Linked DNA regions of Homo sapiens: region 1 is linked to region 2. Evidence: chromatin loops called from intact Hi-C (ENCODE). Cell type or tissue: heart left ventricle. All regions are shown on one strand. Links, peaks and the distances in the headings refer to the core of each region. The heading gives the core; the rest is flanking DNA. Region 1 overlaps LOC105374308 (a long non-coding RNA gene). Region 2 has its middle 57 kb from the start of DLG1.

Region 1 (15,201 bases), core at 4,215-12,214, 81 kb after region 2:
AACACCCAGGCATTGAATATTTAAATACATATGCAAACACCTGGAGTTCACTAATTTCCTTGTGATTTGTCCCCTGGGAGGCTGTGCACCGCTAGGCAGAGAATGGAAGAAAATCTCTGGTGCTTGTTGATAATCACAGAGAAAGATGAACTTGTGGTATATGTGTATGATAGTGTGTAGCCAAGGACAGGAAAAACGAGACAATGATTCTGTAATGGAAAAAAATCTCAAGTCTTCAATATTTGTCTTTACGAGGACTCCCCTGATCAGCTCCTGTGAGCAGGGCCCCATCCCTTGCTGTCAGTATCAGCCTCCAGGAACCTGCTGTAAGTTTAAATGGGCCCTCCAGTTCTCAAGAGGTTGCTGTCCACTTTCCCAGCCCTGGGACCCTCGCATATGGCTGTCGGTGACTTGTGCAGGAATTTAGTTCTGTCGCCATCTCACCGCAAGAAAGAATGTCCTAACTGTCCAGCAGATGCTGGTTGTCCCCACTCGGAGACAATGATGGACTGGGTAATTCTGTAATTGGGCTAGACCTGCTGCCGACCCACTCTCTGGGCCCCATGGCTCAATGTTGGCTAAGGGAGTAGTGGATTCTGCTTCCACCTTAGTGAGGGCCAAAGATGCTGGAGAAGGAGGTAGGTACCAAGAATCATAGAACAAAGGTGCTTATTAGACAAGGAAGAGATTGCTCCACGTGACTCCAGTGGGCTTGGAATGGGCCTGGGTGGCAGCTGAAATGTGACAGATGCCAGGCAAGCTTTCCAGCTTCACAGAGATCTGACTTAGCCTTCCAGCTGATGCACACGCAGGGGAAGCCAGGGCTGTGGCAGGAAAAGGGGCGTTCCCAGGGTGTGGCAACTAGTGCGGCTTGGGGACAGGGCTGTTCACAGCTATGCTGCTTGAGAGAGCAGGGCTCACTGAGCAAGGAGAAGGGCGGTGGCTACAACCAGCCACATTGAAAAGACGCTTGCTTCTCCTAAATCACAAACTTTCCCTCAACACTGGCGGGAAGCTGTTTATATTTCCCAGCAAAAGACTGAGCAGAGTTTAAGATGAACAACAGATTGCAAACTTTCCTTCTCTTTGAGTGGTGATGGAGGTGGGAGGGGATAGAGACGTGTGGAAACACACAGAGATACAGCCATGATGAATCAGTTTGTCTGCGAAGTATTTGACCACACACATTAAACAAATTGGAAATTAGCAGTCAGCTCTAACATCTCTTTATACCCAAGTGACAAAACTCAGACAATTAAGCTTCTGTTTCTCTGACGTTTTAACAGCAGGAAATAAAAATCTAGCAATAATAGACAGCAAATTCCTTCTTTTGTCTGGAGGGCAGGGGAATGGGGAATAAAAATATATCTTGTACCTTCATCATTTAATAGATTTTAGTGGAATTACCAGGCCAGAAAGTATCCTATTACATGGAAAGAAACAGACTGGGTTTCCAGTTTATTACTAACTTAGGGATCGCTGCATGATTTGAGCTGATGTTTTCTTTTTCTTTTTTCTTTCTCCTTTTTTAATGAAAACGAAAGTCCTTTGTGTGCAGTCTCTCTGAACTTTCAGAACAATGTAAGAACTTTAAGAACAATGTTCTTAAGTCACACGATTCCTTCGGGGACACACGAAGCGCACTTCTAAACCCATAATCCTGGGCTATAAAAAGGATCTGGGGCGGGTGATCAAAGGTGAACTGCCCATTTACAACCTCTCTTTCAAGCCCCCTTCCCATCTCCCTGACAGTTTTATAGAAGTCCTTCTCTTTTGCTCCAACCCAGATCAAAGACTTGGATAGAGGGGTCTCCCCACCCTCCTGCCTGGCATGGAAGGAAGGGATTACCCCCGAAATTAGAAACCCCAGTGCAGTGGGCTTACCCTCCTACCTGGGGGATAGGGGGTGAGACCTGGAGCCTCTCTTGTCAATAGGAACAGACCAGGACAAAGATGGGATAAACTCAGGGTGCCCCGCTCTGTTCTGGCAGCAGAGGAGACAAACTTGCTCTCTCTTCCCTTCAGCCTTCAAAAGAGAAATTCTCTGATCTTCTGTGCACAGGTTTTAGTTAACATCTACAAGTTGCTAGGATCATGTTTATGTTATCAGTAAACCTTCCCTTCCCTCCCACCCAAGTAATAGTCCCCATCCAGAGCATCAGAAGCTCCCCCTAAACTCTGAGTCTGAGATATCGGGGAGCTGAGGGAGGCGGGAAGAAGCTGCAAGGTGTGTGGCATCAATTCAGGTCACAGCCTCATCCATTTGTTCATTTGTTCTCAATACGACTCCCTACTTTTGCCTGGACATGCTGGGATCTGCTTAGGACTTGGGGGTGAAGGTACATTTCCTGGGAATACTTATTCGAGGGCTGGAAGTGCCTCAGTCCCCAGAGACTCCCCACCTAGTCCTGAAAGGAGACACCAAGAGTTAGGTAGGAGCAGGAGCACCAGGAAGCCGCCATTACTCTGAGACTCTCCAGGCCTACTTCCCTCTTCTATTCAGCATGGACCCAGCACACTAGTTAGTGCAGACCCTCCATGACAGGGTGTTCACAGAGATGAAACACACAAGCTCTCCAAATCCTGGCATCTTCTCCTTTGAAGGGACTTGAAAAATTATCTAAGACTCTCCCACTGTGGTATAAAAGAATCTTAAACAGAGAAGCAGCACAATCCCAGTTCACCCAGAGTCACCTGCTCAAGCCACATCCTGAAGCCAGATACCCTGACTCAGCAGGACCTCTGCGGCCAGGCGCGGTAGCTCATGCCTGTAATCCCAGCACTTTGGGAGCCCAAGGCAAGCAGATCACGAGGTCAGGAGAACAAAACTTTCCTGGCCAACACGGTGAAACCCCATCTCTACTAAAAATACACAAAAAAATTAGTGAGGTGTGGTGGCAAGCGCCTGTAATCCCAGCTACTTGGGAGGCTGAGGCAGGAGAATCACTTGAACCTGGGAGGCGGAGGTTGCAGTGAGCCAAGATCGTGTCACTGCACTCCAGCCTGGGCGACAGAGCAAGACTCTGTCTCAAAAAAAAAAAAAAGAAAAAGAAAAAGAAAAGAAAAAAAGAAAAAAGAAGGCCCTCTGCTACCCCAACTGCTGCCTTAGGTCTCCACATACGTTGCCCCACAAAGGAAATTCGGCTCCTAGAGAGCTTCGTCCCTCTGGGGCTGCTAGGGAACTCATTTGACGTTCTCTCTGTCACTTGTAGGAAATGTTACAAAATTGTGTTTGCATTGAAGCTTTTCTTTCTTCCAGACGTATTGTGTCATCATCTAGTAGGCTAACTAGTTGTTTTAACAGATGATATTATGGTTTGAAAGTGGATTATGCCTGTTCTTTCCCTGTTCTTCTACACACAGTCAAACGGGTCTTTTTGATGATTTATCTTTAGCTTCCCTCAACCCTTGAAACGTCAACCTTCTCTATGCTTTTGATTTCCTCTGAGATTCGTAAGAGTTTGTGACATTCTTCTGTATACACCCTTGATTTTGTGCCCCTCCTTCCATCTTTGTGTGTGTTCTCTTCAAATTGGCGCTCATCAGCAGAAATGCTGTTTTCTTTGGATGTCTCTTTTCTTCCTCATTAGGATCATTTGCAATTTTAGGTTCTGAATTTTATTTTTAGAGCCATCCTTTCTTAGCCATACTCCCTTTCAGAGGTTCTCACTATGAGATCATCTGTTTTGAATGTTTTGAAATCTGCTTTCCTCAAGTCTGTAAGTCTGAAGACACACATCCTGCTTTAATAGGATGGACACTGGCCCAAGCTGTTATTATTTTCACATAACTCACAGTTCTTTGCTGGTCCTCTTGCTGTTACTTGTTTCTTTCAAGTGATGAAAATTATAATCAGGCTACTTAAAACTTTACCAAGTGCTCTGCTTTTTAAAGAAATAGGAGGCTTATAGGCTTCCACACAATGTATTTTTTTAAGTCAACATTTGTCATTGTATTTTGCCGTGATGCTAGTTTCCAAAGATGTCTGCAACAACAACTCCCATCCAATGTTATCTTCTAACTATGTGACTCTGACATTTCTCCCCTCAAAATGTGGGATCTCCACTCCCACCTCCTAGGGTGGGCAGGCTTGTGACTGTGGCAGAAGGAATGCCATGCAACTTTCAAGGCTGGATCATGAAAAGTGATGCAGCTTCTATCTGGCTCTTTCTGGGGATGCTTGTTCTTAGAACCCAGCAGCCACGCTATGGGGAAGACCCATTAGGTCATGTGAGAAATTACATGAAGAAGTCAAATGTAGGTATTCTGGATGATGGCCCAAGCGAGGTCCCAGCGAACAGTCACACCAGAGCGAGACATATGAGCGGAAGGCAGCCCCCAGATTATTCCAGCCCTCAGCCACACCCAACTGAGGTCCCAGATATTGTGGGGCAAAGACAAGCCATCTCTGCTTTGGCCTGTCTGAATTCCTGATCCACAGAAACCATGAAAGATAATAAAATGATTTTTTTAAACCACTGAGTTTTTTGAGATGATTTGTAATGCAGCAATGGAGAACTCATGCAATAATTAAAACCCATTAACTAAGAAATAAAAATTAAGACTCATTACGGATACATCATCTATACTCTTCTTCTGATTGATTGGTTCTTAATTTACTCCCATTCCAAAATTCTATCCCTGTAATTCAGTTCCAATTCCACCAGACGGAAGGGCAGCCATGACTGCATTGGTCCCAGTCATTGGACAGAGACAGGACAAATTGGAATCACTTACTCTTGGCTATAAAAGCAATTAGATCATCCTTGCTTAGTATACTGTGTGAACTTTTAAAAGAGCAAAATTAAAACATCTCTCACATACTTCTGTAGCTGATTAACATAACACAATTCTAGCAGACCCCCTATTGGAAAATATTCCTTCATTTTCCAACTTCTTGAGTCAGAGAGCATTTAGTTGCAATGAACAGAACTCATTCAAGCTAACATAAGCAAAAAAGAACATTGATTAGAAATAGAGGGATCTGGTGGAGCCCCAAGACAGGAAATGAGGCCAGGCTTCATAGGAATTAATGCCAGAAACTGCAAAGCTGACAAGAGCCAGACTGGCTTGTCTCTCCAAATCTCTTTCTCTCTAGAGCTATATTGTCTTTTATTTCTGGCTCTCTAAGGCACATGCCTTCTCAATCTCTCTCTCTCTCTCCAGAGAACAGTTTAGCATGTGGTATGTGATTAAGGGCAGTCTCCAAGCCAGGGTGCTAAATGCCAGCCCCACGACTTAGTTATTGGTGACTCTGGGCAAGTTCCTTAAGCTTCTGTTCTTCAGTTTCCTCATTTGTAAAGTGGGAATAAAGATAACAATGGTACTTTTACCTCATAAGATTGTTGTGAGATTGAATCAATATATGTAAAGTTCTTTGAACAGTGCCAGGCACGTTGCAAGCGTTTGCTTTCATTATTATCTTTCTTTGCTCACTTAACCATGTCTGAACATGGGTGCCTTGATACTAGCTTTTTATCTGTCTCAGTCTGTTTGTGCAGCTGTGACAAAATATCTTAGACTGGGTAATGTGTAAATAATAGGAATTTGTTTCTCACAGTTCTAGAGGCTGGGAAGTTCAAGATCAAGATGTCAGCAGATTAAGTGTCAGGTGAGGGCTCACTCTCTGCTTCCAAGATGAAGCCTTGTTGCGTGGTGGAAGGCAGCAAAAGCGATGAACTGTGTTCTTATACAGCAGAAGAGATGGAGGGGCAAAAAGGGATTAGGGTGCCCTCTTCAACCTCTTTGATGAGAGCATTAATCCCATTCATGAGAGTAGAATACTCATGACTTAATCACTTCCCAAAAGACCCTACCTCTTAATACGATCGCGTTGGGTATTAGATCTGAACAGTTGAGTTTTGGAGGTACACATACATTCAAACCATAGCAATAACCAACCCATAGTTCAAGTGCTTATCAGAAACCTAAGTTTCCAGCCGGGCACGGTGGCTCATGCCTGTAATCCCAGCACTTTGGGAGACCAAGGCTGGTGGATCATGAGGTCAGGAGTTCAAGACCAGCCTGGCCAACATGGTGAAACCCTGTCTCTACTCAAAATACAAAAATTAGCCAGGTGTGGTGGTGCATGCCTGCAATCCCAGCTACTCAGGAGGCTGAGGCAGGAGAATGACTTGAACCTGGGAGACAGAGATTGCGGTGAGCAGAGCTTAGATTGTGCCACTGCACTTCAGCCTGGATGACAGAGCGAGACTCCATCTCAAAAAAAAAAAAAAAAAAAAATCTAAGTTTCCGCGACCCAAATTTACATTCCTAGGTCAGAACGTGTCTGACTGGACCAGCTGGAGTTACGTGCCTGCCCACGATCTAATCAGCTGTGGCAGACGGTTAAGGGAGTGAGTGCTGAGGGGACTCAGCAGGGAGACAGGGAGTTGATTCTCTGAGAAGGGGCTGTGGGCTGGGCTGGGAAGAGGGCTTGCCCGCCACTACTCCCACCTCCATTTTCACATACGGCAGCTCTGCTATGTCAAACCTCAGCTTTAGCTCCCTGCTAAGCAGAAACTCTTCCTATTATTGACTGACCCAAACAGCATGAAGAAGGTGTCTTCCTTTAGCCAACGAGCACTTCTCTCTCCACATAACTCTCTCCACGTAACTAGTCTCCTCTCTCCACATAACTAGTCTCCTCTCTCCACATAACTCTCTCCACATAACTAGTCTCCTCTCTCCACATAACTAGTCTCCTCCCTCCACATAACTAGTCTTCTCTCTCCACATAACTAGTCTCCTCCCTCCACATAACTAGTCTCCTCTCTCCACATAACTCTCTCCACTTAACTAGTCTCCTCTCTCCACATAGTCTCCTGTCTCCGCTTGGCAATGAGGGCTCTAGTCCTCTGAGAAGCCAAAACACAAGTATCTCTTTATACTAGAAGATGACTTTTACAAATCTTCCCCTAGATTTTCCCCTCAGAAGTCAGCAAATTGTCCCTCTCACAGGGAAGACAAAAGGAAGAATCACTTCAGATCCCTCCCATTTGGTATTGTACTTTTTTTTTTTTTTTAATGGAGTCTCACTCTGTCGTGCAGGCTGGAATGCAGTGGTGCGATCTCAGCTCACTGCAACCTCTGCCTCCCAGGTTCAAGCAATTCTCCTGCCTCAGCCTCCCAAGTAGCTGGGATTACAGGCACGCGCCTCCATGCCCAGCTAGGTATTGTGCACTTAAGCTACTGATATTACACGTGGTGACTGTTAACTTGTTGAGTCTCCCACCAGTAATAGCAACTTCGAGAAACAACACTTAAAGTTATTGATCTCACCATACAGAAAAAGCAAATTAAGCAGAATGTTGAACAGAATGTGAATTGGCTAATCAAAAGGATAATGAGGTTTAAGGGAATACGGTGCCTTTCATTTCTATATATTATTCCAATCTCTATTCGATGCGGCCATTTGGGGTAAAATGCTATGAAACAGCATATTTCAAACCCTGTTCTTCAGAAATACTTGAATGTCACGGACAAATCGATAGCTCTTTAAATCACAGAGCTGCGCTCATTAGTGGTCCTCCCTTGGGGAGGAGATGGCTGCATCTGCCTACTCGGCGGGAATAGGCCAGCCTCCAAACTGGCATGAGCTGACCTTTCCTTGGGCTTGTTACTCTCTTATTGGTGATTCTTTCTGTAAAGTCTCAGAAACCTTAGTTTGCAATTGCCAATATGCTTGTTGTTTTAGGGTGTCACCATTAGACTGAGTGTCTGAGCAAGGCTATTAAGCATTGTGTATTCCTGAGAGGATCCTTTCAGAGAAAACAAGAGGTTGTTTTACGGGGAAATGACCCATGGCTCAGTATTAGCTCCATTAAATGACAGACAAGAAAGGAGGTATAATGTTCCCATCAAGTAGAATGAGAAGATTGCTCCCAACTTGTGGTCCCTGTTTCCTATATCCAATGCCCTCATTTCCTTTCCTCTGATTCCTCCTTTAGTGAATTGATTGCTTCCCCCATTTTTCTTCATGGAAATTGCTCTCTATGCAAGGTTATCAGACTTATTTGCAGTTTGAGCCAAAGAAGCAACATCTTTCACTCCATCCACTTCTACTGGAAGTAGACTGGACTATCTTAATCCAATATAATAGAAGCTTAAGAGAAAACAAGCGTGGCCTGTTATTAAATTATTGCCAAATACTTTACAAACTGTAAATGTCAGAAAAAACTACACACAAAAGCTCTAAGGCATGTGGAGACAAGTAATACAATTTACTTCAATAATAAGTATAGAGTTACTTATGCTCAACTCAGAAGCCCACAAGAAGTATATTTTTTGCCGAACTTCGCTGACCAACTCCTCCAAAGGGGCCACTCAACTTCTCTCTAGCCCATCACTCTATTTTAATTTTTTGCATAGCACTTACCACTCTGATATTTTTATAGTTCATGTTTATATTTGTTTTTTACTTATTTATTGTTTATATTTTCTACTAGAATGTAGTCCTTTTCTGTCTCTCTCTCTTACCACTGTATTCTCAATGCCTAGAACAGAGCCTAGTATATAGTAGGCACTCAATAAATACTTGTTGCATTAATGCACCGCCGAGTGCTGGGCCTCCTGGCTTCACCACCAGCTCCTAAAGAGAGTATCTTCCATCTTCCTTCCCCTCTTTAGCGTGGAGCCCTGCTGGCTCTTCATAATCCGTGTCTGGGGTTAGAGTGGAGCCCTGCTGGCTCTTCATAATCCGTGTCTGGGGTTACAGTGGAGCCCTGCTGGCTCTTCATAATCCGTGTCTGGGGTTACAGTGGAGCCCTGCTGGCCCTCCATAATCCGTGTCTGGGGTTGGAGTGGAGCCCTGCTGGCTCTCCATAATCCGTGTCTGGGGTTGGAGTGGAGCCCTGTTGGCTCTCCATAATCCATGTCTGGGGTTACAGTGGAGCCCTGCTGGCCCTCCATAATCCATGTCTGGGGTTGGAGTGGAGCCCTGTTGGCCCTCCATAATCCATGTCTGGGGTTAGAGTGGAGCCCTGCTGGCTCTTCATAATCCATGTCTAGGGTTAGAGTGGAGCCCTGCTGGCTCTTCATAATCCGTGTCTGGGGTTAGAGTGGAGCCCTGCTGGCTCTCCATAATCCATGTCTGGGATTAGAGTGGAGCCCTGCTGGCCCTCCATAATCCGTGTCTGGGGTTAGAGTGGAGCCCTGCTGGCCCTCCATAATCCGTGTCTGGGGTTAGAGTGGAGCCCTGCTGGCCCTCCATAATCCGTGTCTGGGGTTAGAGTGGAGCCCTGCTGGCTCTCCATAATCCGTGTCTGGGGTTGGAGTGGAGCTCTGTTGGCTCTCCATAATCCATGTCTGGGGTTAGAGTGGAGCCCTGCTGGCTCTTCATAATCCGTGTCTGGGGTTACAGTGGAGCCCTGCTGGCTCTTCATAATCCGTGTCTGGGGTTACAGTGGAGCCCTGCTGGCTCTTCATAATCCGTGTCTGGGGTTAGAGTGGAGCCCTGCTGGCTCTTCATAATCTGTGTCTGGGGTTAGAGTGGAGCCCTGCTGGCCCTCCATAATCCGTGTCTGGGGTTAGAGTGGAGCCCTGCTGGCTCTTCATAATCCGTGTATGGGGTTAGAGTGGAGCCCTGCTGGCCCTCCATAATCCGTGTCTGGGGTTAGAGTGGAGCCCTGCTGGCTCTCCATAATCCGTGTCTGGGGTTGGAGTGGAGCCCTGTTGGCTCTCCATAATCCATGTCTGGGGTTAGAGTGGAGCCCTGCTGGCTCTCCATAATCCATGTCTGGGGTTGGAGTGGAGCCCTGTTGGCTCTTCATAATCCGTGTCTGGGGTTACAGTGGAGCCCTGCTGGCTCTCCATAATCCGTGTCTGGGGTTGGAGTGGAGCCCTCTTGGCTCTCCATAATCCGTGTCTGGGGTTAGAGTGGAGCCCTGCTGGCTCTCCATAATCCGTGTCTGGGGTTGGAGTGGAGCCCTGTTGGCTCTCCATAATCCATGTCTGGGGTTAGAGTGGAGCCCTGCTGGCTCTTCATAATCCGTGTCTGGGGTTAGAGTGGAGCCCTGCTGGCTCTTCATAATCCGTGTCTGGGGTTACAGTGGAGCCCTGCTGGCTCTTCATAATCCGTGTCTGGGGTTACAGTGGAGCCCTGCTGGCTCTTCATAATCCGTGTCTGGGGTTACAGTGGAGCCCTGCTGGCTCTTCATAATCCGTGTCTGGGGTTACAGTGGAGCCCTGCTGGCCCTCCATAATCCGTGTCTGGGGTTGGAGTGGAGCCCTGCTGGCTCTCCATAATCCGTGTCTGGGGTTGGAGTGGAGCCCTGTTGGCTCTCCATAATCCATGTCTGGGGTTACAGTGGAGCCCTGCTGGCCCTCCATAATCCATGTCTGGGGTTGGAGTGGAGCCCTGCTGGCCCTCCATAATCCATGTCTGGGGTTGGAGTGGAGCCCTGTTGGCCCTCCATAATCCATGTCTGGGGTTAGAGTGGAGCCCTGCTGGCTCTTCATAATCCATGTCTAGGGTTAGAGTGGAGCCCTGCTGGCTCTTCATAATCCGTGTCTGGGGTTAGAGTGGAGCCCTGCTGGCTCTCCATAATCCATGTCTGGGATTAGAGTGGAGCCCTGCTGGCCCTCCATAATCCGTGTCTGGGGTTAGAGTGGAGCCCTGCTGGCCCTCCATAATCCGTGTCTGGGGTTAGAGTGGAGCCCTGCTGGCCCTCCATAATCCGTGTCTGGGGTTAGAGTGGAGCCCTGCTGGCTCTCCATAATCCGTGTCTGGGGTTGGAGTGGAGCTCTGTTGGCTCTCCATAATCCATGTCTGGGGTTAGAGTGGAGCCCTGCTGGCTCTTCATAATCCGTGTCTGGGGTTAGAGTGGAGCCCTGCTGGCTCTTCATAATCCGTGTCTGGGGTTACAGTGGAGCCCTGCTGGCTCTTCATAATCCGTGTCTGGGGTTAGAGTGGAGCCCTGCTGGCTCTTCATAATCTGTGTCTGGGGTTAGAGTGGAGCCCTGCTGGCCCTCCATAATCCGTGTCTGGGGTTAGAGTGGAGCCCTGCTGGCTCTTCATAATCCGTGTATGGGGTTAGAGTGGAGCCCTGCTGGCCCTCCATAATCCGTGTCTGGGGTTAGAGTGGAGCCCTGCTGGCTCTTCATAATCCGTGTCTGGGGTTACAGTGGAGCCCTGCTGGCTCTCCATAATCCATGTCTGGGGCTGTTTGAGCTCTAGCTGTATCTTAAGCTGTAGCTGTAGCTGTTGCTGCTGCTGTCAATGATGAAGCATCATTGCTGCTGTCAATGATGAAGCTGGGAAAAGGGGAGGTGAGCTCTGGGTTTTCAAAAGCCATTTTTGTCTTTTTGGCAAACGCTGAAAGAGTCAAGTTTTGCTATGGACTTGTTTTCTCTTTAAAAACCAGTCAGGCATGTAGGGGGCAAATCCACGCATCAGCCTCATGTGCACTGAACTCCGAGGAGCAGCCAGGAACGAGGCCTGGTGTGTGGTGAGCAATTAGAGCTACAATTCTAGCAGCAGAGCATACAAAACCAAACCAGATCACCTCCAAACCTCCATATGCCTGACATCCAGTCTTGAAATCCTAGTCATTTTAGTCATCTGTGACTTCTTCAATCCCCGTTCAATTTGCATCTCATTCAAAGCACACCAAGTCCTCTTGCGTCAGCTGTTGCACTGCACCATGCAAGCATTTACAATTCCTGCTGCACCTCCGTTCCTGGTTTACATTTATCACAGTTCATAGAATGTTAGTTCCTTGGGGGCTGAGACCATGTCTTATCATTTGTTTTCCCCTTCCCCAGTATAGTGACTTTCATAGAGTAGAAATTAAAAATATATATTATCTGCCTAACATTTATGTCTTCCTAGACAACAATACTCATCTGGAGAAAGACTAGGAATCATACATAAATGTAAAACATAATGGAGCTATTCGGGAGATAGTAAAGGAGTGCAATTGTGTCTTTATTTCCTGTTTGTTTGGCATCTCCCATACCAAAAGACTGGGGGCCCCACCTCATGATTTCTTCCATAGTTTAGAGAAGATGCCTGCTTTTCTTGTGGCCAAGCCATGAGGGTCACTGCCCTATGGACGATGGAAGACATAACAGAAAGCAAAGAGGTGAGAGCCTCCCCTTCTTGCTCCAGTGGACACTGCGAGAAGGAAAAGAGAGAAATAGGGGAAGGAAACAGACCTGAGATTTTTGGCCCCCCAGCCCCACCCCCAAGCTTGAAATCCAAGACTGTGGATTAGGATTAGGGGTTGTTAGGTAGTCTTGGGGGAAAGCAAAAGCAAAGATTTTTTTTTTTTTTAACACGCCTTCCATTCCACGGTGGCATTTGTGAGATCAGCTTGCAGGCCCCACCACTAAGAGGGGGTAGCCATACTAAGAGTGAAAAATGCTCACATACGGTGGTGAGGCGGGGAGAGGCCTGTGTCAATGCTCCCGCAAGGGAGCATAGGTTCCCTATGGAAGAGCCCAGAGGTTCCTATGTACCCCTTGGGACATAGAGATGGTCATTGAGGCAAAAGCCAATGGGCCTCACATGCGGGATCCACGTTGAGGAATAGGGTGGTCTTAGGCTGGAGGGGTATGTAGCTGAGACTCAGAAGGTGTTGAGTCAGCAAGGGGGTGCGCTAGGCACTGACTGAACCACAAGGTCCACTGTGGAAATCATAAACCAATCAAATACCTGGCCAGCAACAGGAACCCACAAAGACCCAGAGGCCAGCACAGGACAAGCAAGAACTCCAAGGCTACTCCCCATCCACCCTGCTGCCATCTTGGGGAAGAACAGGGGGACGGGAGAGAAATCAGCACTTCTGAGCATTTGCCCCAGTGAGCCTCTCAAAACTGAAGTCAAATGAGTTACTGTTCATTGTCAAGTGCTCATGATCTTTACTTGCACTGTACAACAGGGAGAGGACTCTCAAGAAAGATTAGGCCAGTCATAGAACAACCTCCACATACTCTTTTTCACCTCTGAGCAGTTGTACATAAATTTGCCACTGCATTACATATCTTTATCAAGTATTTGGTCTTTCTTTATCTAAGAGTTCCTTAAAATATGGTCTAGTGTTATGACTACTCGTGACACCAAATAATTGGGGTGTCTTCAGAACTAAAAATTGATATCTAGTCTGGGTGGCTCACACCTGTAATTCCAGCACCGTGGGAGGCCAAGGTGGGCAGATCACTTGAGGTCAGGAGTTCGAGACCAGCCTGGCCAACATAGTGAAACTCCATCTCTACTAAAAATACAAGAAGTAGCCAGGCATGGTGGCCCGCTGTAATCCCAGCTACTTGGGAGGCTGAGGCAAGAGAATCACTTGAACCTGGGAGGTGGAGGTTGCAGCAAGCCGAGATCACACCACTGTACTCCAGCCTGGGTGACAGAGAAAGACTCTGTCTCAAAAAACAAACAAACAAACAAACCAAAAAGATATCGAGCAAATGGATGTGGTTCCAAGATAACAAGAAGTTTGAAAGAATACTTCAGCGTATGACATCATAAGAAGACAGGACATCTCGCTGCTTGACTTAGGCAAAGTCATGGTGGGGGTCCCCATGTGTAATGCACTAAGTCCCCTCAGGGATGTCTTCCACCCTCTTACTGTCCCCTGTGAATTGCAGCAAGATGGGTTCTAGAGAGAAAAGGAGGGCAAGGTGGCCTGGAAAGACAGGGAGCTCAGACAGAAGGGCAAGCTGATAAATACACCTATTTATCACTGCACAATCCTTGGTCTTTCTCGTCCTATTGATTTTCATGCTTTGCTGTATATGCTGCTGTGTCGGAAGGAATGCGTGTACTTGCAAACAACCTTGCAATGGAGTGATCACAGCTTCAGCAAAAGGCTTCAGGCAAAACCTCCCCTAACCCTAACTCGGCCTCTAGTCCCATTTTTCCACCACTGTGTGTGTTAGAAGGGGATGGGCCCTGTCTCCAGATCTTCAGTCATCATTATCTGGAAGGCCAGGTCTTTGCACATACCCATCTTGGAATCCTTGAGCTATTTCCCCTTATGTTTGATGAGTGAGTGAATGCATGAAAGGATGCATGCCAGCCTGGGCAACATGAGGAAGCCCCATCTCTACCAAAAACACACAAAAAATAGCCTGGCATGGTGGCACACTCCTGCGGTTGCAGCTACTTAGGGGGCTGAGGTGGAAGGATAGCTTGAGCCCGGGAAGCGGAGGTTGCAGTGAGCTGACATCACACCACTGTGCTCCAGCCTAGGTGACAAAGTGAGACCCTGTCTGAAAGAAAGAAAGGAAGAAGGAAGGAAGGAAGGAAAAGAAAGAAAAAGAAAAAAGAAAGGATACATGAGTGAGTCTAGGCAGAGGTGGTAGCCTACAGTTCTTAGAAAAAAAGAAATCCTTGTGGGCTTGATTTGACAGGGGAAAGGGTGAGAGGCATAGCAATCTGCCATAGAAGAGATTTGTTGGTTCCTGTCTTCTCCTAGCCTAAGAAGCAGATCTGGGGAAGACCTAGAGGACTCTGGGGTAGCCTGTGATCCTGTGTGACCATGAGAGCTCCAGGGTAGCCCAGAATTACTCCTGATCAAGAGAAGCCCCAAGAATTTGAGGTGGTTTCAGGGCAAATCAAGTTACTTCAAAGCACTCGGCTTCCACTTACTTGATAAAAACCTCAGAGGATTGTGTGACTGAGAGGAGGGTCAGGAGAGGTCAGGAGAGGAGGGGAGACCCTGCATACCGAGAACAGTTGTTTCCATGAAGGAGGCTAGCAGGGTATGAACATTTCTTAGGAGAAAATGTATCTGAGAACGAACAGGGGAGAGAGGTGAGAGGTGAAGGCTGGGAGCTAGAGAGGCAAGAGGGGCTGGTGGAGGGTTGGGATCAGAAAGGGGCATAGTTAAAGTGGGGAGGGAGAAGGCAGATGGCAAAGGAATACCAAAGCCTTTGCAAAAACACAGATGTGAAGAACCAAAAGATGGCCAGGTGCGGTGGCTCATGCCTGTAATCCCAGCACTGTGGGAGGTCGAGATGGAAGGATGACTTGTGCCCAGGAGTACAAGACCAGCCTGGGCAACATAGTGAGACCCCCATCTCTACAAAAAAATTAAAAAATTAGCTAGCTGTGGTGGCGCATGCCTGTAGAATCAGCTACTTGGGAGTCTGAGGTGGGAGAATTGCTTGACCAGGGAGGTCAAGGCTGCAATGAGCTGTAATTGCCCCACTGCACTCCAGCCTGGGTGACACAGAAAAATCCTGTCTGAA
Region 2 (15,201 bases), core at 3,039-11,038:
TTCAAAAATTAGCCGGGCGTGGTGGCACGTGCTTGTAGTCCCAGCTACTTAGGAGGCTGAGGCAGGAGAATCGCTTGAACCTCGGGAGGCGGAGGTTGCAGTGAGCGGAGATCACACCACTGCGTTCCAGCCTGGGTGACAGCACGAGACTCCGTCTCAGAAAAAAAAAGATAGATTTTTGGTTTTTTAGCCCAGTCTATATTCTGCCTTTTAAAGAGAGAATTCAGTTCATTCTCTGTGTACACAGAGATAGTGTACAACAATAGTGTACAACTGTTGTATTTCATTTTATTCCTTCCAGCTTATGTTTCTAATGATTTTTTTTCTTAATTTTAGTGGCTTGCTCAGGTTGCTTTCCACCCTTATTAATGTGGACATTTTCATTCCGCGAATGGTTATATCACCTTTCCTTTCCTGGTGTTCATAATCAAACTCTATTTCTTTAGTATTATAGGGATACGAGATATGATTTCTCCACTCAGACACTATTCTCTGACTATTCCTCCCCTTCAGGTGTTTCTTTCCTCCACCAATGAGACATTCAGAATACCGTTACTTTCCCCATTTTCTTCCTGTCACCCCAATTAGTCTGTGGGATGCTTTTACTCCCCACGCCCTGTTGCCAGCGTCTAGGTGCAGCTGAAACCGCTTAGCACTTTTCTTTCTAAATCCTGTCTCTACTGAAAATACAAAATCAGGCAGGTGTGGTGGCGCATGCCTGTAATCCCTGCTGCTCAGGAGGTTGAGAATTTCCTTTGCAGTGTTTCACTTCTATTTCAAGAATCCTTATTCAGTGTTACACATTTCCAGACAGTCTGTCATTATCCATTTATATTTAATAATACATATGTATATATCAATACATACATAAATACATATATATACACACACATATGTGGGTATATATGGTTAAATATGTATGTATATCTACACATATATAGTTAAGCGTGATTTATCATTCACTTCTGTTTCCTCTTTTCTTCTCTGTTAGAATTCATTGGATTTTGGTTGAAGTCTTTTTTTTCTTTTTTTTCTGAGATGACCTAAATGATCCACCCGCCTTGGCCTCCCAAAGTCCTGCGATTATAGGGCGTGAGCCACTGCGCCGGGCTTATTTTGGTTGAGGTCTTTAAAACTCTTTTCTTCAGAGACTGCATGTGAGCGATGTAATTTTTGAATCCTTGCATACGTGTGTGTCTGTGTGTGTGTGTTTCACTCCTGTGGGTGAATGATGGCTTGGCTAGGTACACAATTCCAAGGCTGCAGTCTTTATAACCCGTGAGTCTGTATCTGTCAGGCCGCTGTCTTTTGTCCCTGTTGTCCTCTTTGATTCAGTTATTGGTCCCCTGTTAGGTCTCCTAAATCTGCCCTGCAAATGGCTCCCATTTTCCCCGACAGTTTCTACCCCTCTGCATTTTGCTCTGTGGTTTGCAGTATTCCTCACATTCATCCGTCAAGCCACGAATTCAAGCCTTATCTCTGGCTATCTTTCCACTTAAATTATCCATTTCACTTTTTGGTTAAATAAGAATGTTTTGACCAGGCACGGTGGCTCACGCCTGTAATCCCAGCACTTTGGGAGGCCGAGGCAGGTGGATCACTTGAGGTCAGGAGTTCAAGACCAGCCTGGCCAACGTGGTGAAAACCCATCTCTACTAAAGATACAAAATCAGCCAGGTGTGGTGGCACACGCCTGTAATACCAGCTACTCAGGAGGCTGAGGCAGGAGAATCACTTGAACTCAGGAGGCGGAGGCTGCAGTGAGCCGAGAGCGAGCCACTGCACTCCAGCCTGGGAAACAGAGTAAGACTCTGTCTCAAAAAAAAAGAATGTTTTGAAGTTTCAGGCCATATTCGTTGAGTTCTTCTGCTGTTGTTATTGTTGCACTGTGCTCTGTCTCCCCGGAAGCCCGTTCTGGAATTTTGGTGCATTCCTCCCTTTGCGCCTTCGGCCTCCTTGGTATGTTGTTTCCTTTCTTTGCCTGACCCCTGTGGCTCAGCAGCTAGAAAACCACAGGTTGTGGAGGGGCCTCGGTGCTGTCGGTCCCTGGAGGTCCAGGTAAGAGCAGGCAGACCAGTAGGCATTCCCTATTGAGCAAGAGGAGCTGCCCCTGGGTCTCACAGCTCACCTGTTCAGTTCCTCCTTAGCTTTTTGGGGGCTGAGGAGACAAGTATGTGTATGTGGCCAGAGCGGTACTTCCCTTAGAATCTCGTCCAGGCTCTCTTAGAGGGGAGGAAGCCCCACTTCACCACCCAGCATATTTCCTTCAGGCTCTTGCCTACCTGCTGGCCGCAGTAACAAGTTGGCTTGGAAGAGGTGGTGGGTAGTGTCTGGAATGGTATGTTATGTGGAGGGAAGGCAGACACATTAAGCTGCTGCTGTCCCAGAATCCCCGTGTCTTCACACTCTATTCAGGTTTTCCGATCTCTAGAGTCAGGTAGTCCCTGAATCACTACCTCAGAGCTGTTTCATTTGTTTTTTGAGACAGAGTCTCACTGTGTCGCCTGGGCTGGAGTGCCGTGGCGTGATCTTCTTGGCTCACTGCAGCCTCTGCCTCCCGGGTTCGAGCGATTCTCCTGCCTCAGCCTCCCAAGTAGCTGGGATTACAGGTGCCTATCACACCTGGCTAATTTTTGTATGTTTAGAAGAGATGGGGTTTCACCATGTTGACCAGGCTGGTCCTGAACCCCTAGTCTCAAGTGATCCACCCGCCTCGTCCTCCTGAAGTGCTGGGATTACAGTCGTGAGTCACCGCTCCCGGCCTAAAATTTTTAATTGAGGTAAAATAGATATAAAATGTACCATCTTACCCATTTTAGGGATATGGTTCAGTAGTGTTAATTGCACTCACAGTGTTCTGCAACCATCTCCAGAACTATTTTTATCTTATAAAGTTGAAACTACAGCCATTAAACAACACATCCCCCTTCCTCCCTCCCCAGCCCCTGGCAACCGCCATTCTACATTCTGTCTCCAGGAATTTGACTATTGTAACTACTTCCTGTGAGTGGAATCATACAGTATTTGCCTTTTGTGACTGGCGTATTTCACTTAGCGCAACGCCCTCGAGTTTCGTCCATGCTGCAGCATGTGTTGGAATTTCCCTCCTCTCTAAGGCTAAAGAGTGTTCCACTGTGCACACCACATTGTGTTTACCTGTTCGTCTGTCGACGGATACTTACGTGGCTTCCAGCTTTTGGCTGTTGTGAATAACGCCATCACCCAGCTCCAGCGATTATCAACTCAGAGCCAATCCTGCTGCAGCGGTAACCCCACTCACTTCCCATTTCATATTATTTTGAAGTAAATCTGAATGAGGTATTTTACCATTATCTTTTCTGTTTGGTTGAAGATCACTCCCGTGGAGAATCAGAGCCCGAAACTAACAAATACTATTCCGCCCCAAATTGTTTAAATGTGTTTGGCATGAAGACGGAAGGCAGAGGAGGTGGGAGGCTGCCACAATAAGAAAGGGTGGATGAGGAAGGAGAAGTGGGTCAGAGAGCAGCTAAGACTTATCCCGAGGACGTGAGCTTCTGCTCTCCCTCGGTGCCACCTCTTTCCCCCTCAAACCTAGTCCTCGGGTTCTTGAAGCAGGGAAGACTCCAAAGATTCCAGACCACTGCAACCATCCTAGTTTTAGGGTCCCTAGTTTTAGGGCCCTGCCCAGAGACATCGCCAACATCTCACTGGCCAGAACTATGTCACATGGCCATCCCTAGCTGCCAGGGAGGCTGGGAAGTTAAGTACTTCAGCTTTCTAGACTCTGTGGTCATGATGGCAAGGGCAAGGGGCTGAAGTGGGTGTTGAGAGAGCCAACCAAGGTATCTGCCACGCGATGGCTCAGAGCCTGGGAACCATGACAATTTCTGTGAGCCGTGGCAGTTTGAGGCCTACAGTTCACTCTATGTCATTAATTGACTCTGTGTGTGTGTGTGTGTGTGTGTGTGTGTGTGTGTGCATGAGAGAGAGACAGAGAGAGAGAGAGGATAATTTGTGAGTGAACCCTTTGTTCTTCATCCCTTCTCCATCTTGTGCTCCCCCCATAGCCTAGGAACTTCCCCAGGTTCATGGATTTCTTGACCACTCACCGTCTGTAGACACCGTCTTCAGACACCATCTCAGCACTGAAGACACACTGTGAACAAGGCATGTGTGTAGCCCCAGCCCCCATGAAGCTTACAGTCTAGCAGGAAGGACAGCATTTTAAAAGTTGCTAAATGATAGGGACTTGTCCATGAAACTGAATTGAATCTGGTTTAGCTGGTCAACAAAGAGAGTCTAATTTGCCATTAGACTACCATTTTGGTAATCGCTAGTTCTGAATGTCTGGCATGTAGTAGGCCCTCAGAAAATATCTGCTGGGGCCGGGCGTGGTGGCTCACGCCTTTAATCCCAGCACTTTGGGAGGCAGAGGCGGGCAGATCACGAGGTCAGGAGTTGGAGACCAGCCTGATCAACATGGTGAAACCCCGTCTGTACTAAAAATACAAAAATTAGCTGGGCGTGGTGGTGCATGTCTGTAATCCCAGCTACTCAGGAGGCTGAGGCAGGAGAATAGCTTGAACCCAGGAGACGGACGTTGCAGTGAGCCAAGATCATGCCACTGCACTGAAGCCTGGAGTGAGACTGTGTCTCAAAATATATATGTATATATATATGCTGAAGATAGATATTTGAGTTTCTATTTGATATCCCTGCCTGGAGTTATCGGCTCTCTCAGGTCAGAGGGCATGGCGGATTTATTTTCGTGTCCTCAGTGTCTAGCTCAGTACTGGCACACAGTAGGAACTCGGGAAGTATTTGAAGAATGGAACGGAATCCCGTTTATGTCATCTATAAAGACCATCAACTTGGCAATTGGGCCAAAATCCTTTTTGGGTGTGTGCTCTCTGGGTCACTGTGGTACAATCAGAGCAATGAGTTATTTTAAACCTCATAAACTTTTTTTGTGTGTGAAGCCACAGTCTCATCCTGGCACAAAATACACACATCTTGTTCCCATGAGGTCATGGCCAGGGGAGATTAACTCAGAGAGCCTCGGCAGGTTTCCATATCTGTGAGTGTGGCAGCACGCTGCACTGCCTGGCTTTCCTCCATGCTGCCCTGCCCCCGCTGTGTCTGCAGGAGCAATGATTGAGGATGAGACCTCTTTCTCCACTGAAGGAAGGAGTGGGGCATTCACAGAGGAATGAACTGAGTGTCTTTCTTCCCTTTTTCTTTTTACCTTGTTTCCGAAATTTTCTCTGACCTGAGACCTGAAAGGCACATGCACGCCTCCTAATTGCTGTTGCCCCGGACGAGGAGTCTTCGGTGGACTCTTGCCTCTGTTCTTAGGCCTTGAGGTCAAGTCTGGTGGAAAAGTGCTCTGCCATGATGATGTGTAGAATGTCGGTTTTATCCCAATTCAAAAGAAACACAGCATAATAGAATTTTCTCAACTATGAATTTTTCTCTTACATGTTTTTCTTAAGCTCTTAATGGATTTCTTTTGACCACTGGTGAGCTGCAGGCACAGCAAGTGAACTATTTTGCCGAAGCTCCAGAGACATGACCGTGGGCCTGCGCTACCTGGACTGATTGGAACAGCATTGCTGCTGGTCATGCTCAGAAGCCACCTGCTGCCTGGAAGGCAGGGAAGGGAGGTCAGCTTGACCTGCTGCTTAATTGTGTCCAGATGTCTCTATACTCTGATCCACCTACAGAAAAGGACACTCAAATGTGAAAAGAACATCTCTACTTGACTCAGAATGTTTCTTCAGAGTGACAGTGACAGTGACAGTGAGGTGACAGTGACTGACAGGGAGGCGAGCAGGCTGGCTGGGAGCCTGGCAGTCCTAAGTTCTTATCTTAGCTCTTCTACTCACTAACTGTAACTTCGGGCAAGTTAACCTCTATGAGCCTCAGTTTCTTCATCTGTAAAATGGGGAGGTGACTGTTAGAGTTTTTGGTAGGATGGACTAAGCAGATACATGAAGAGTGGCTGGCAGGACCCCTGATTCAAGAGAAATGGCCGTGATTATGACTCTGATTCATATTGTATTGGTTGCTAGGTGGCTATTTTGTGGGGAGAGGGTGTAACTTGATCACAGGTATGTACGGCCAGAAGCACTGGCTCCAGCTGTCCTTTCAAAAGCTCTCAGGTTATGGAGTCGTACATTGTTCTACTTACTGTATCCTCATTAATTCTTGATCCATCCCTCAGCCCTTCTTCCCACTCACTTAGATAAAGCAGAGACCTGTGGTTTTCCTGCTGGCATTTTGTTCAGACACTGGTTTCTGAAGGTCTTTCCTGCCACTTGGAAGGATGGAGGAATACAAGGACTGAGAATGTTTGACTCCTTGGAGGGAGACACAGGGTTTCACGGGATTAGCTGACACAGCATGTAATCACCTTTCTGCTGCTCCCTAAGGCGGGGGGTGGGGGGTCTATTACTGTTGCTTCTTAAGTAAGCTTAGATGGAGCCTGGCTTCGCAGGCCCAGAATCCACTGCTGGACACTTTCCCTCCCTGGCCATGGCTTCTTGTGGCCAGAGGGGAATTCCCAGCAAAACTGTTGAGCCAACCTGGCACATGGACCCAGCCTAGCAGTCCACCCTACTCTGTTCTGTGGAGTCCGGGGAGGGTCTTGTTCTTGCTGGACATTTCCCCTGGGCACTTTATTCAAGAATGAAGGAACGAGAGACAGAGAGCTGAGTCTGAGAGGCAGAGAGAATCAAAGAGACAGAGACTGAAAGAGACATGCACACAGACAGAAAGAGACAGCGGTACAGAGAGAAACTAAGAGGCAGTCTGAGAGACAAGGAGACAGAGACAAGGAGACGACGACTGAAGGAGAGACACACAGAGAGACAGGGGGACAGACAGACGTGTGGGCAGAGGGAGCAAGCGAGAGACAGAGAGAGCAGAGTGTTAAAGGGACAGAAAGAAACAGAGAGAGACTGAAAGCAGAGAAAGAGAGACAGAGAGAAACAAACACACAGTGAGACAGAAACAGACACACACAGACAGGACAGAGAAGTAAACATAGAGGAATACACAGGCAGGCATGCAGAGAGATGGAGACGAAATCACACAGAGGCAGAGCTATAGACGGAGAGACGAGACACATTCAGAGAGAGAAAAAGCAAAGAGTTTCGGGGGAGATGAGGCTAAAGAGAAATGCCGGACTTGGCGGGAGACAGGACAAAGCAGTGGCTCAGCTGGGGACACGCACCGTTTGCACCAGAAGTCTTCACGCTCAAGTAGTTTCTTAGCTCTCAGCAGACAGCTGAGGATCGTCTCCAGACGACACGCTTCGGGAAGTGGGCCGGGCAGACTTACAGGGACAGCTGGGCTTCAGCTGTGGTTTACGGCGGCCAGCCTTTTAATCCAGGGCCAGGCCCGCAGGCAAGCTGGGGAGCTCAAGAGGCTCCCCCCGTAGCTCCCCGCTCCCAGGACCACGATAGGGACCCTGTGGGTCCTGTGGCCAGGGCAGACCCAGTTGAGGGGGAGGAGTATCCAAGCGCAGATACTCAGCCTGCAGGAGGCCTGGGGTCTGCAATCCACGGCAGCCCACACAGCCTTGGCTGTGGATGTAGGCCTCTGCTGTCATTTCAGGAATATGGGGAGCAGCCAGCCCCATTTCCTAAGCAACACCCCTGTCCTCACCACTCGCATGCCCACATACACACACGCACTTTCTAGTCTGCTGGGGGAATGGCTCCTTTTAGGCAGAGAGGGCTTAGTAACTGGAGTCAGCCATCGTAGAATCTCTGTTTCCCAACACAGCAGGAAAGTCAGGTGGAGAAATGTTCACCTGAGAAATCCTATCTGGTGTTCAGCGTGGTACTTCTGAAGGCCTGCAGAGGTGTGGGCTCTAAGCAGGAGAGTCAACCTTAAACTCCTAAGATGCGAGGGGCCCTGAGCCCGGAGCCTCGGCCTTGCTCCTGGCTCCTCCTGGCTCCCTGGCCTGTTCCGTGTTCTCCAAGTGCCTGCCTGTTTCTCTCTATGTTCTGATGACTGCTAAGGCTACCCTTCCTCCATCCTTGCTCTGCATCACTCACGGCATTTGCCCACTCGTACCCCAAGACATTGCAGGAGCTTGTCGTTGTCATTTCCCCTGGGACCTACCGAGGGTCACCAACTCTCTTGCTGACCAGACCTAGAGCCCAAGAGAGGCATCAAGCCTTGCCCTGAGATAGGATGTACTACCATCTCTCTGTTGAAAAGGGAGGTGATATCTAAAAAATGCTGCCCTTTTGACCCTGGGACCTCACAGTAGACATTACAATACAAACAAAGCCATTGGAGAAATCAAAGCTCATCCTTGGATAAGGAAACTGGGTCTGGATAATCTTGCAAGATAATTGCATTCCTGTGCCTGTCCTCTCTGCCCACAAGAGTCAACATGGGGCCAGGTGTTGCCTCATGCCTGGAATCCCAGCACTTTGGGAGGCTGAGGCAGGCGGATCACCTGAGGTCAAGAGTTTGAGACAAGCCTGGCCAACATGGTGAAACCCTGTCTCTACTAAAAATACAAAAAAAATATAGCCAGTTGTGGTGGCAGGTGCCTGTAATTTCAGCTACTCAGGAGGCTGAGGCAGGAGAGTCACTTGAACCCGGGAGGTGGAGGTTGTAGTGAGCTGAGATCGCACCACTGCACCCCAGCCTGAGCAACAAGAGGGAGACTCTGTCTCAAAAAAAAAAAAAAAGACTCCACAAGGTCCAAAGGAGCTCACTGTTGTCAGTTCACCCAAGTGTGAGCCCTGTGTGGAACCAGGGTGTAGCATGACGGCTGGATCAGTTCACCCAAGTGTGAGCCCTGTGTGGAACCAGGGTGTAGCGTGACGGCTGGATCAGTTCACCCAAGTGTGAGCCCTGTGTGGAACCAGGGTGTAGCGTGACGGCTGGATCAAGTGCAGAGTGTGGGGACCGGTCAGAGAGCTGGCACTGAGTGAGTCTTTGTCAGCAGGTTGGCGTGGAGCCCTCCTTGATTCTAACAGTCTCACTTTCTGTTTCCATCGTACTTTCGTTTGCAAAGCTCTTTCCCCCTCATCATCGTATTCCATTCTCCCCACGACTCTTAGGAGACGGGCAACCCGACTTTCCCCGCACAGGGAGAGAAAGTGAAGAACACAGAGGTGGGTGGGTAGCCTCTTCAAGGACACAGGGTGAATAGTGCCAGAGCCAGGACCCCAACCTAGATCTTCTGGATTAAAAAACCAGGGGCACTTTCTACTCGATTCGGCTTTTATAGGTGAGACACTGACCAGTTCCTGCCAGAATCCTATCTTCCATCATTTATTTCCTCTGAAAAGGAAAACCCAAAGCGGCAGGCAAGATATTGCGTGTTATGCCTCAGGGGGTTGGACAGTCCTAGAATTACCTGGAACACTTACTTCCAGCATGAGGGTTCCTCATGTAGCTATCGCACCTCCCAGCCCTTCAGCTGCATACCTGCAGGCCACCTGCTCCACACACAAGCCATGAAAAGGCATGCTGTGATCTGAACTGTATGTCTCCCCAAAATTCACAGGGGGAAACCTAATGAGCAAGGTGATGGTATTAGAAGGTGGGACCTTTGAGAAGTGAGGTCATGAGGTCATGAGGGGAGCCCTCATGGATGAGATGAGTCCCTTATAGAAGAGACTCCAGAGTGCTAGTGAGCCCCTGTGACCCTGTGAGTTTCCAGTGAGAAGGAAGTGGGCCCTCGTCAGACACTGACTCTGCAGGCACCTAGATCTCGGACTTCCCAGCCTTTGAAACTGTGAGAAATAAATGTCTGCTGTTTACAAGCTACTCCGTTTAGTGCATTTTGTTAGAGCAGCTCAAAGGGACTAAGACAAGGTGCAAATGCTCAACCACAGAATGAGCACGACCATAGCACAGGCTCCCGGGCGGCACAGGGGAGATGGGGGAGAAGGGCAATTTGTTATGTCTTGTTGCTGGTTATTGCTGATCTACAGGAAGGCAGCTGCTCCGAGCCATGTATCTTAGATACGGCCCTTTGATGGAATTTCATTAATATCAGCAAGTGTTTTCAGTTGATTATCTGGGAATTTCTAATGATAATTTTTTCTCCTTTTGAATAATTCTACTTCTTATTTCTATTTTATTGCATGAATCAGATCTTCCCAATATTAAATAATAGTAGTAATGGTAGAGATTTTTATTCCTGATTTTAACAAGACTGTGTCTAATGTTTCAGCTTCTGAGATCAGACAAGATTGGGCACCTTCAGGGTGGTATGGCCCTATGTCTAATATTTTCTTTTCTTTTCTTTTTTGTTTTTGTTTTTTGAGACGGAGTCTCACTCTGTCACCAGGCTGGAGTGCAGTGGCGCGATCTCAGCTCACTGCAAACTCTGCCTCCCGGGTTCAAGCGATCCTCCTGCCTCAGCCTCCCAAGTAGCTGGGACTACAGGCGCACGCCACCATGCCCAGCTAATTTTTTGTATTTTTAGTAGAGACGGGGTTTCACCATGTTGGCCAGGATGTTCTTGATTTCTTGACCTCATGATCTGGCCACCTCAGTCTCCCGAAGTGCTGGGATTACAGGCATGAGCCACTGTGCCCGGCCATGTCTAATATTTTCTAATTAAGTATTATATTTGTCACTATCATGAGTTGCATTTGGTTGTGGTAAGGAAAAATCTTTCTATTCCTAGTTTAAATTTTCTTTAACAAATCAGGAATGAACATTTTCTGATAAAGATTTAGCAGCTGCAGGCTGGGTGCGGTCTCAAAAAAATTACAGGCTCACGCCTGTAATCCCAGCACTTTGGGAGGCCAAGGTGGGCGGACCATGAGGTCAGGAGATTGAGACCATCCTGGCTAACATGGTGAAACCCGTCTCTACTAAAAATACAAAAAATTAGCCGGGTGTGGTGGTGGGCACCTGTAGTCCCAGCTATTTGGGAGGCTGAAGCAGGAGAATGGCGTGAACCTGGGAGGCGGAGCTTGCAGTGAGCAGAAATCGCGCCTCTGCACTCCAGCCTGGGCAACAGAGAGAGACTCCATCTCAAAAAAAAAAAAAAAAAAAAAAAGATTTAGCCGCTGCAAAGTGCGTTGAGTCAGGGGAATGGATCAAGAAGGATTCCTGTTGGAGTGGTGTAGTAGAGTGGTTGTTAGTGCAAACATGTAGATTTGGCAGCCTTTGCATGAGAGACCTGGGGGAGGCACAGCTCTGCTGTTCATTACCTGAGAGACCTTGGGAATTCACTTAACTTCTCTGAGCCATCTTCACCTCATCTAGAGAAGCAGGGCCTTTACTTGCTAGTTTTGTGAGGATGAAGTGAGGTTGTGTATGTGAAGTACTGAGATAGCCAGTCTCCAAGACGGTCCTCAACAATCTCTGTCTCCTGTATTTACACCCTTATGGGATCTCCTCCTGTATGATATTAGGATTGGTCTGTGTAACCAATAGAATCCAGCAACTGTGATGATATGTCACTTCCAAGGCTAGGTCGTAAAATAGCATTGAGGCTTCCTGTTTGGTCACTCTCTTTCTTGGATCACGTGTTCGTGGGGATCACTTGGATCATGTGTTGTGAGCAGTCCTATGGAGAGGTTCACGCAGTAAGGAACAGAGGCCTCCTGCCAACAGCCATGTGTGAGCCATTTTACAAGTGGCTCCTCCAGCCCATCAAGTCTTCAGAAGACTGCAGCTTCTCAGATGACACTTTGACTGCAACCTCAGAGACCCTAAGCCAGAACCGCCTAGCTAAGTCACTCCTGACCTTCAGAAACTATGTGACATAATACATGTGATATGGTTTGGCTGTGTCCCCACCCAAATCTCATCTTGAATTGTAACTCCCACAATTCCCATGTGTCGTGGGAGGAACTCCGTGGGAGGTAATTGAATTATGGGGATGAGATCAGATGTTTTTTTAAAAATGGGAGTTTCACTGCGCAAGCTCTCTTTTTGCCTGCTGCCATCCATATAAGATATGACTTGCTCCTCCTTGCCTTCTGCCATGATTGTGAGGCTTCCCCAGCCATGTGGAACTGTGAGTCCAAATAAACCTCTTTCTTTTGTTAATTGCCCAGTCTTGGATATGTCTTTATCAGCAGTGTGAAAACAGACTAATACAGTAAATTGATACCAAGAGTGGGGTGCTGCTGAAAAGATACCCAAAAATGTGGAAGTGACTTTGGAACCGGTTAACAAGCAGAGGTTGGAACAGTTTAGAGGGCTCAGAAGAAGAGAGGAAAATGTGGGAAAGTTTGGAACTTCCTAGAGACTGTCGAATGGCTTTGACAAAAATGCTGATAGTGATACGAACAATAAGGTCTAGGCTGAGGTGGTCTCAGAAGGAGATGAGGAACTTGTTGGGAACTGGAGTAAATATGACTCTTCTATGTTTTAGCAAAGTGACTGGCAGCATTTTGCCCTGGCCCTAGAGATTTGTGGAAACTTGAACTTGAGAGAGATGACTTAGGGTATGTGGCAGAAGAAATTTCTAAGCAGCAAAGCATTCAAGATGTGACTCGGGTGCTGTTAAAGGCATTCAGTTTTATAAGGGAAGTAGAGCATAAAAGTTCAGAAAATTTGCAGCCTGACAATGTGATAGAAAAGAAAAACCCATTTTCTGAGGAGAAATTCAAGCTGGCTGCAGAAAGTAATGAGGAGCTGAATATTAATCCCCAAGACAATGGGGAAAATGTCTCCAGGGCATGTAAGAGGTTTTCACGGCAGCCCTCCCATCACAAGCCCAGAGGCCTAGGAGGAAAAAATGGTTTCATAAGCCAGGCCCAGGGTCTCTGTGCTGTGTGCAGCCTAGAGACTGACTAAAAGGGGCCAAAGTACAGCTTGGGCCATGGCTTCAGAGGGCGCAAGCCTCAAATCTTGGCAGCTTCCACATGGTGTTGGGCCTGTAAGTGCACAGACGTCAAGAATTGAGGTTTAGGAACCTCTCTCTGCCTGGATTTCAGAGGAGGTATGGAAACACCTGGATGCCCAGGTAGGAGTTTGCTGCAGGGGTGGGGTCCTCATGGAGAACCTCTGCTAGGGTAGTGCAGAAGGAAAATGTGGCGTTAGAGGTCCCACACAGAGTCTCTACTGGGCCACCACCTAGTGGAGCTGTGAAAAGGGAGGCACCATCCTCCAGATCCCAAAATGGTAGATCCACCAACAGCTTGCAACGTGTGCCTGGAAAAGCCACAGACACTCAACAACAGTCTGTGAAAGCAGCCAGGAGGTAGGCTGTACCCTGCAGAGCCACAGAGGCGGAGCTGCCCAAGACCATGGGAACCCATCTCTTGTATCAATGTGACCCAGATGCAAGACACAGAGTCAAATGAGATCATTCTGGAGCTTTAAGATTTGACTGCCTTGCTGGATTTTGGTCTTGCATGGGACCTGTAGCCCCTTTGTTTCGGCCAATTTCTCTCATTTGGAATGGCTGTATTTACCCAATGCCTATACCCCCATTTTATCTAGGAAGTAACTAACTTGTTTTTAATTTTACAGGCTAATAGGTGGAAGGGACTTGCCTTGTCTCAGATGAGATGTTGGACTGTGGACTTTTGAGTTAATGCTGAAATGAGTTAAGACTTTGGGGGACTGTTGGGAAGGCATGATTGGTTTTGAAATGTGAGGATATGAGATTTGGGAGGGGCCAGGGTGGAATGATATAGTTTGGCTGTGTCCCCACCCAAATCTTATCTTGAATTGTAACCCCCACAATTTCCGTGTGTCGTGGGGGAAACCCAGTGGGAAGTGAGTGAATTATGGGGGTGGGTCTTTCCTGCACTGTTCGTGATAGTGAATGAGTCTCACAAGATCTGATGGTTTTAAAAAAATGGGAGTTTCCCTGCACAAGCTCTCTCTCTTTGCCTGCCACCATCCCCATAAGATGTGACTTGCTCCTCCTTGCCTTCCACCATGATTGTGAGGCTTCCCTAGCCACGTGGAACTGTGAATCCAATTAAACCTCTTTCTTTGGTAAATTGCCCAGTCTCAGGTATGTCTTTATCAGCAGCATGAAAATGAACTAATGCAACATGTTTATTGTTTTAAAGCTGCTAAGTTTGGGGGTATCTTGTTACACAGCATTAGATGACTAATACAAGTACCTAACATATAATAAGTACTCAATCAAGGTTAACTATTCTATCTGTGTTAATATTAATGAATATCTAAATTACTAAAAAAAAAATCCAATTGGCCCTAACATTAAAAACAAATTTAAAAGTTTACGGAAACCCTCCATGCATCAAAAGATCTTTTTTGTTATACAGGCTTTAAATTTTAACCATGTTAGTTCGTATTAAGCACATAGAGCCTCAGTTATACAAAAAGAGGTACATGAAAATGGAGTCTTTGCAAATTAGTTCATATTTTAATGAAAATAATTTTGCTGAGAAAGTCACTTTGTTTCCTCACCTAAGAATTGAGGAGGTTGAAATAGATCTGCTCTTCCAATATGACAGCTACTAGCTGTACATGGCTATTTACATTTACACCTAAATTCATTAAATGTAAATAAAATGAAATATTCAGTTTCCTAGTTGTACTAGCCACATTTCAAGTGTTCAATAGCAAAATGGGGCTAGTAGTTGCAGTATTAGCATATATAGAGAACATTTTCATCATCACAGAAAGTTCTATTGGATAGTGCTGGTCTCGATATCTAGTAAGAATTGAATATGTGGCTTGTGTAGACCATTTGGCACAGTTCCTAGAACATACTAGGTTCTCTTTCTTTCTGCTTCCTCACAGCTCTGGGACAGGGGCAGCTGGGCCTTTGTCCTGACATAAACAGCTGAAAGACACAGAAACTAGTCTTAGGGCAAACTTTCCCACCCTCACTTGCTCACCATCATCTCAGATTTCTATGTTTCTATTACAATAGTCTTATCGAAGACTGAGTCTTACACCTCCAATAACCAGTTGTACAATCCTGCCTGTTTGTCTAGATGACACCTCAAAAATGCACAAAATCAAACTCAAACTGTCTGCTCCAGTCAGCACATCCTTTCAACATCTGTATTTCTTTATTTTTATTTTTATTTTTTGTTGTTGTTTTTTGAGATGGAGTTTCCCTCTTGTTGCCCAGGCTGGAGTGCAATGACGCGATCTCAGCTCACTGCAACCTCCACCTCCCGGGTTCAAGTGATTCTCTTGCCTCAGCCTCCTAAGTAGCTGGGATTACAGGTGCCCGCCACTACGCCCGGCTAATTTTTGTATTTTTGGTAGAGACGGGGTTTCACCATG

Evidence for each region. A loop is a pair of places that touch in the nucleus more often than their neighbours do. Peaks named below come from ENCODE experiments on the same cell type or tissue, not always from the same donor. Only the 100,000 strongest peaks of a DNase experiment are listed, where the experiment ranks them.
Region 1: it touches region 2 in a loop (2.0-fold over the local background); 3 of 110 quality-filtered maps call a loop at or near these places.

The regions. Positions count from the first base shown.
Region 1 is chr3:197,427,465-197,442,665 of GRCh38, forward strand. The region is part of intron 3 of LOC105374308 (a long non-coding RNA gene); the gene reads right to left. Among named protein-coding and RNA genes, the nearest start is that of LINC02012, 75 kb to the right of the region's middle. In heart left ventricle, for the core only: no CTCF peak of the experiment used is centred there; no DNase peak of the experiment used is centred there; H3K27ac peaks cover 1,587 bases.
Region 2 is chr3:197,347,572-197,362,772 of GRCh38, forward strand. No RefSeq gene overlaps it. Among named protein-coding and RNA genes, the nearest start is that of DLG1, 57 kb to the left of the region's middle. In heart left ventricle, for the core only: no CTCF peak of the experiment used is centred there; DNase peaks (open chromatin) are centred at 3,809, 5,090, 7,320 and 8,910; H3K4me3 peaks cover 1,722 bases; H3K27ac peaks cover 4,210 bases.